2 separate regions of the Homo sapiens genome follow, and region 2 is linked to region 1. The links are chromatin loops, found by intact Hi-C in ENCODE. Cell type or tissue: IMR-90. All regions are shown on one strand. Each heading gives the region's core, and the rest is flanking DNA. Links, peaks and the distances in the headings are about the cores only.

What was found. A loop is a pair of places that touch in the nucleus more often than their neighbours do. Peaks named below come from ENCODE experiments on the same cell type or tissue, not always from the same donor. Only the 100,000 strongest peaks of a DNase experiment are listed, where the experiment ranks them.
Region 2: it touches region 1 in a loop (2.2-fold over the local background); 7 of 110 quality-filtered maps call a loop at or near these places.

Annotation. Positions count from the first base shown.
Region 1 is chr9:91,773,924-91,777,791 of GRCh38, forward strand. It overlaps ROR2 (receptor tyrosine kinase like orphan receptor 2), which reads right to left. Exons shown (of 9, transcript NM_004560.4): 2 at 1,818-1,895. Among named protein-coding and RNA genes, the nearest start is that of MIR3910-2, 140 kb to the left of the region's middle. In IMR-90, for the core only: a CTCF peak has its summit at 1,697 (motif pointing right); no DNase peak of the experiment used is centred there; H3K27ac peaks cover 798 bases.
Region 2 is chr9:92,027,643-92,031,510 of GRCh38, forward strand. SPTLC1 (serine palmitoyltransferase long chain base subunit 1) reads right to left here. Exons shown (of 15, transcript NM_006415.4): 15 at 3,505-3,868. It also overlaps the pseudogene HSPE1P22. Among named protein-coding and RNA genes, the nearest start is that of ROR2, 79 kb to the left of the region's middle. In IMR-90, for the core only: a CTCF peak has its summit at 2,132; no DNase peak of the experiment used is centred there.

The DNA.
Region 1 (3,868 bases), core at 612-3,111:
TCAGAATTTTATCATGACCTGACAGCTTGCCTTTCCCCAGACCTGTAAAATCCACACAGCAGAGAGCACAGTTCAGCCAACACGTCCTAGGATCTTGCGCAGAGCCAGCTATGGGGACAATCAGTAAGTATCTGTGGTCTGTCTGCACTGTGGGTTAAGTCAGGCTTTTGAGAAAGAAGTTGAGAATCTAACCAACAAAAACTATTTTTCTTCCTAAGGAAATGTGGTCCCCAAGGCCAGTGTACTAAACAAGCTTTCAGAGCATGCGTTTACTACATTTAACATCCTACAGAGGATGGAATCCTCTTAAGCCTCCAAGCACCAGGCACCAGCCTCACTGCCACCCTGCATGCTGGGCAGAGCTCCACCTGCTCTTGGTTTTAAACAACTGACCTCCATGAGGAAGCTGTGCAGAGCCACTCTGTAGATTGGACAGAAATAAAGTGGCTGTTCTGGCAGTTGATTGTTATGGACTGAGCAGTGGTGCCCCCCAAACCCATAAGTTGAAGCTCTATCCCTCAATGTGATGATATTTGCAGGTGAGGCCTTTGGAAGGTAATTAGGATTAGATGAGGTCATGATGGGGGTGTTATGAAAACACCGGGATTCGGTCTAGGTCCTCCTGCTCCCCAAACAGAAAGCCAATCACTGAAACAACAAGCAGTGCCAAGGAAAAGGATTTTAATCGGCTTTAATCAGGTGCTGCAGCCAAGGAGATGAGAACTCAGTCTCAAATCCATCTCCCCAATGGACTAAAATTTGGGGTTTATACATCAGAGAAGAAATGTAACTATGTGTGAGAAAACAGGAACTAGGGAGGGGTAAGGAAGCAGACATGATGAAGGAGGGCCTGGAGAAGCATGATTCGATACTTTTTTGAGGGGTCTGGGCATCCTTTTCCTGAAGAAGGAAGTCAAGATAAAACAAATGTAAGTTTCAAACTTTAAGACCAGAAGGGTCAATTTCTCTGTTTATCCCAAAGAACCGCCTATAGGACTATTGGGTCGGTTTCAGCGGGGCCTCCATGACAGGAATAGTGTCCTTATGAGAAGAGAATCAAACAGACCTCTGTCTCTCCACCGTAAGAGGACACAGCAAGGCGGCAGCTGCCTGCAAGCCAGGAGGAGGGTCCTCTCCAGAACCCAACTGTGCTGGCACCTTGATCTTGGACCTCCAGCCTCCAGAACTAGGAAGTGTGTGTGTTGTTTCAGCTTCCTGGTCTGTGGTGCTTGCTAAGGCAGCCTGAGCTGACTGAGACAGGCTATCTGTGGCTATGGGGTAACACTATATGCATTAGCAAACACGTCAGTTCCTCAAGCCACAGGTCTGCATCCGGGGGAAACTTGTTCTATTGACCCTACAAATCTATGGTGCATTCCTGCAAGGTGTGCCAAGTGAGCATGGCTCTGACCACAGGCCCAGGGGAAGAACTGAAGCCACAAGACAGAATTCCAGGTGGCTGGGAGGAGGAGGGCCGTCCATCTGCCCACTGAGACGTACACACACCTCTGGAGTCACATGCAACAGGAATCCAGCTCCTAAGGCTCCGCTCAGGCCCTTTCCCCATCTGCCAGGCCGCCATCTGTCCACCCATGCCTCCCTGCGTGTCACCTCCCACCTGTGGCCCCAACAGGCCCTCAATGCCCTCCAAGTCAAGAAACACAGGAATCAAGGTGGCATTCCACCATACCCACCACCAGGGGGCACCAAGGGGCCAGAGGACCCCCAGCGCCTTCCTTCAGGCAATGGCAGTGCAAGATGAGCCTCAGCACAGGGCATTTGGAGGACATGGAGAGCACCTGCATGTCCCAGCTCACCTTTCAGAGTTGGAATCGGGCCGTCCTGCCCATCAAGGGGTCCTAAAGGGTCGTTCGGATCCAGAACCTCCACTTCACCTGGGAAAAAGAAACCAGGATAGGTATTAAACAAGTTTTCCTTTCAGGAGCCTTTAATTTGCTTCTTATGCAAAGACAACAGCATTCTAGCAAAACTACCCAGTATTTGTAGAAAACACAGAGGGATAAGACATTATGGTAACCTCTAGAGGGATTTTATAGTGATATAAAGATATGATGTAACAGTAAAAGTGATTTTGAAGCTTATCACAAGAATAGCAAATGCGGGGGCTTTGCAACACAGGTATGGAAATAAGTCAGTGGAGCCTGGGCTTCATTCAGAGAGGGACAGAGAGCGGGAAGGAGAGGGAGAGAAAGAAACCAAAGCACTGGCTGGCAAAATCAAACACTTCTGTAGCCAGATGCCGCAGACTGCCCTCCAGATGGAGGTCCTGGTAACTGGGTAATAAATTCAGAGTTGGAGAATTTCTTAAGCAACTCATTCCCCTCCCCATCCCCAGACCCACTGGCAGCAGCCAAGTACCCACCCCACAATGTAAAGGACATAAATGGGCGCTGTGGCTTTTCACTTCCATTCTTCCTATCATTTCTAGTCCAAATTTACCCGTCCCCAAAAGCCAAGCCCTGAGCCATCTTTCATAAAATGTCCATGACCAGCCATTTAGAAGAAAAGTTTCTATTCTCTAAGTCTCCCTGCAAACCATACACCTCTCCCGGGGCAATCCTACCATTCTTCCTCAGGTTAACAGTTGCATGCATTTTACTCTTCCTCAACAATAGGTAAACCACATGGGGACAGCTGGTGCTGCACCCCTGGGGGAGGACGAGTGGTCCCATCATGGAAACCCAGACAGAAGCACCTCCTGCTACATAACAGAGGCTGACATCAGCTATGCAAGGCAGTCCATGGACTTCTGCTGAAGTATTAAAGACTTCAGTTTGGATTTGAAATTTTACATCAGCACATTACACACACCATCACTCAGCACTGTTTAAATGTAGAGAGACCACATGAAATCAAACATACTTGCACTATATACACACATCGAAAAGAGACAAAAATTATTAACTGCTTAGAAATTGACAAATGGTCTGAAACACTCAAATAAATACATACCCCAAAGAAAAATAAGCTTCACTAGCCCAATTTCCCTGTGGAAAAGAGTCCTAGCTCTTCCCAAGTCAGCTTCTAATTCAGAAATGGAGGCATTTTCACGTGTGGAAATTTCACTTCCTCTGCCAGTCAAATGTGGTTAATAAACTCAGCATGTCCAATCACGAGATCTTTAGAACTGACACTTTAAGTTTCAACAAAACTAGGTTGTTATTGCTAATCTGAGAAACTAAGACACCACTTATATTTCGAAATTTTAAAGTGTTATCTTCCTATACTACATAGTTTGGGCTCACTCCAGATACTGCAGCCTTCTAAAGTCAATAAGCAAAATGTGACAGGAAGTATGTGAACTAGTAGAATGGGTACAAGTGAAAACAGGGCTCAGTGTTTTCAGCAGAACCCAATAGGGTTTCTCCTAACCCGTAAAAAGAGCTAAGAATACCACCTTTCCTCCAAAATAAACAAAACATGGAAATAATAACAACAAAACTGCCACACACACACACACACACCCCATCATCATCATCATCATCATCAAAATGTTATTATTAGTTATCTGGAATTATAGGTAATTTAAATTTCTTTTATTTCCATTTAAATGGCTCTACTGTGAACAAGTATCAATTTTTTAATGGTGTGTGAGACATAATTCACACACTATAAAATTCACCATTTTAAAGTGTGCAATTGAGTGGTTTTCAGTACATTCTCAAGGTTGTGCAACGATCACCACTATGAAATTCCAGAACATTTCATCATCTCCCCAAAAAACCTCATTCCCATTAGCAGTCATCCCCCCGCCAACTCTATCCTGTCTCCTTCAGCCCCTGGTAACCACGAATCTGCTGTCTCTATGGATTTACCTATTCTGGACATTTTCTATAAATGAAATCAT
Region 2 (3,868 bases), core at 777-3,276, 250 kb after region 1:
GCAAGCAATAGTAGTGGCTGCTGGATGAGGCTATAAGGGAAAAGGTGGAGAGATTCAACCAGTTAGCATGAAAGTCAAAAATAAATTTCCTCCAGAATATGGAGACACCAAAATAGTTCTAGATGACAAGGATTGTATCTTATTAAGAGATGGCAGACATTCTTGAAAAGTATGTAGACTGAAACAAATCACTATTGAAATGGCATCAACATGAAGCTGCCCACTGAAATTCTGTAATCTTTCATCATGCAAATAATGTTTTTTATAATAAAACTAGTAACTACATTTTTTTGATATATTGCATTTAATTCATTCAGTTCGTAACATTTAAAAACCTCCTTTGTGTATTTCTTTGATCTGTGGGTTATTTAGGAGCATACCAGTTAATTTGAGTGTTTTCCAGTTGCCTTTCTACTGTGGATGTCTGATTTAATCATATTGTGGACAGATAATATACTTTTTATGACTTCAATCTTTTTAGATTTACTGAGACTTGTTTTATGGCTCAGCATGTGGTCTATCCTGGAGAATATTTCATGTACACTTGAAAAGACTATGTATTTTGGAATCTCTGGGTGAAGAGTTCTTTCTTACCACACCCAGCTAATTTTTGTATTTTTGGTAGAGACAGGGTTTCTCCACGTTGGTCAGGCTGGTCTTGAACTCCTGACCTCAGGTGATCCACCTGCTTCGGCCTCCCAAAGTGCTGGGATTACAGGCGTGAGCCACTGTGCCCAGCCATGTTTAGCTTTTCTTGTCTCTTGTATATAGCAGAGTTTGTGTTTTGCTTTGTGAACCAATTTGAAAATTTTTTCTTGGAGTAGAAATAAAGTGCATGGGCCAGGTGCAGTGGCTCATGCATGTAATCCTAGCATTTTGGGAGACCGAGGTGGGCACACTGTTTGAGCCCAGCAGTTTGAGATCAGCCTGGGCAACAGAGTAAAACTCTGTCCCTACAAAAATATTTAAAAAATTAGCCAGGCATTGTGGCCCACACCTGTAGTCCGAGCTACTCAGGAGGCTGAGGCAGGAGGACAGCTTGAGCCCAGGAAGTTGAGGCTGCAATGAGCTGTGATTGCACCACTGCACTCCAGCCTAGGAAACAGAGTGAGACCCTGTGTCAAAAAAAAAAAAAAAAAAAAGTAAGTGGATGCCCATTCACTGTATGATTAATATGCTTAGTCTCACCTCATGCTATTTTGTTGTATTTTTAAAAATTTTTTATAGATTCAGGGGGTACAGTGCAGTTTTGATACTTGGGTGTATTTTCTGTGTGTATTGCATTATATTTATTATTTTTCCCCTGTATAGGGTCTAATTTTGCTTTTTTTTGAATTTAGGAAGTTTTATGTTTTTATTCTACTAGTTATCTTTATAATACAACTTCCTATAATGTACCTAATCCCGTTTTTGTACTTCTAGCATTCCATTTGTCTAAATATTTTTCTACTGTACCCCACCTATTTACATAATACACTATAAGTAAATTATTTTTTTTCAACTTTTAGATTTAGGGGTACATATGCAGGTTTCTTACCTGGGTATACTGCATGATGCTGAGGTTTGGGGTACAAATGATCTCATCATCAAGGTGTTGAGCATAGTACCCAATGGTTTTTCAACCCTTGCCCTGCCTCCTTCCTTTCCCACAGTCAGTATGTATTGTTCCCATCTTCACGTCCATGAGTATGCGGTGGTTAGCTCCTAAGTGAGAACATGCTTTATTTGGTTTTGAGTTAATTCGCAAGGTATAATTTACACACATTAAAGTATTTTACTTTTTAAAAACTCCAATCTCATGACAGATTATCATTCTGCTTTTTTTCTTTGAGACACGGTCTCACTCTGTTGCCCAGGCTGGAGTGCAGTGCTGGAATCACAGCTCATGACTGCCTTGACCTCCTAGGCTCACATCATCCTCCTGCCTCAGCCTCTCAAGTATCTAGGACTACGGGTGCACACCACCATGTCTGGCTTTTATTTTTGTAGACATCAGGTCTCGCTATGTTCCCCAAGCTGGTTTCAAACTCCTGATCTCAAGCAGTCCTCCTGCCTTGGCCTTCCAAAATGCTGGGATTACAGGTGTGAACCACCATGCCCGGCCTTGCATTTCTTAATCAGATGCTTTCCCCTAGTGGTTCCCTCAGGAAGGGCTCAAAAAGAAGTATTAAATTCTAATTTTAAATTGTTTTTCTATAACTTTGTTACTTGAAAGACTGCTTTGTGGAAATAAAATCCTTGAATCACATTTCCTTCTTCCTTCAAATCTCTAGAAAATGTTGCTGTCGAGATGAGTTATTTTATCTGTGTTCCATCATCCTTAAGCTTCCTACTCCTCTTCACCAGGAAATAAGTAAGGAAATGAAGTTTAAGCATCCTCCATAGCTTAACCCATACTGTTAGGTGTACGTTATGAATGTTTTTATTTGATGTCATCATAGGGACAGTGTTTTGGAAAGATGCATGGAGATATTCAGATTTACATGTTGGACATCTCTATCTTCTGGGACTAAGGTTTTATGCCCACAAGGAAAGATGGCATGAGGCCCACACATCAGATGATTATTATTTCATAGACTTAAAGATACATCTTCTCTACCCACATTGTAATATCTCTAATATTGGAAGACATCTTACAGCATAATACAGATAGAATTATTTTCTTCTAGTGGTACATAAAAAAAGTACACATGGTACAATTAGTGAAGTACTGAATTTGATGAAATAACTGGTGTATTTTCTGTCCCAACTTGCCCCAAAGCCCTACTTTTCCTGAAGTTAGAATTTAGTCACAGACAATAAAAAGGTGGTGTGGTTCTCTTCTTCCCTGCGGACAGTCCTGCTGAGTGGAAATGGGCTCCCAATGGTCTCTACACTGCTCACCCCAAGCCACTGCCTTTTAAAACACAGATCATTGGTAGAGCACTCTGGAAACTTCTCACTCTGTAAAAGAGGAATTTGTAACTTGGTCCAGATTTGAGATGACTGTACTTTCTCAGCATTTTGCTTCAGTTTGATCCAAATTTTACTGTTTCTAGTAGACATTTCATCGTGGTGTATATTACTGGATTGTGGTCACTCTATAATTTTAACACAAAAATTTTACTTTTGGTTCCTTTCGTTTACAATGTTGGTTTTAAGGACTGAAATAATGTGCCTGATCCGCCATCTTTCCCAGAAACTCCTGATCATATTTTCAAAAAGTTTATTACAAACATTATTTTGATGTTGCTATTTTCACTTAGAAAGTATTCTAAAAGAAGCTGAACAGTTATTTATGAAAATAATGGCCATGATATTTTTGTAGTCCTATGAGGTCAGCAAGAACCTAGGAAACTTCAGATACTATATATTCTTTGGTTGGATGTGAAAAAAGGAACTAAGAAATTTAATTGTTATTTTCTAAAATAAGACCAAACAACAAAGAATACTACCCCAGTGCAAAAAAGTTAAAATTAAGAGACTATTCTGTTGGATATATTACATATGCAAATAGACTAATAATCAGGAATATAGGTTTATTTCATTAAAAAATAAAACAAAACAAACCAGACTCATCCCCCAAAGAGTACTTTATCCTTTAAAGCAGCAGCAATCACAAGGCACATATGTACAAAATACCTCAAGCAAAATAGAAACTGAACATTCAAAAAGTATGTGTTGTTTAAAAAGATGTTGAAGACCATTTGAGTAATAAGCACAGGTTATAAAAATCACAATTTTATTCTTCTACCTTTAACAAGAGAAGGAATGATGGCATAATATTTATATGCTATATTGTGGCACGTATAACAAACCTTTACACCACATAACCTGGTTTGCTAAAGAAAAAACAGGTAAAGTACTGCTTAAAAATGGTATTTTTAGT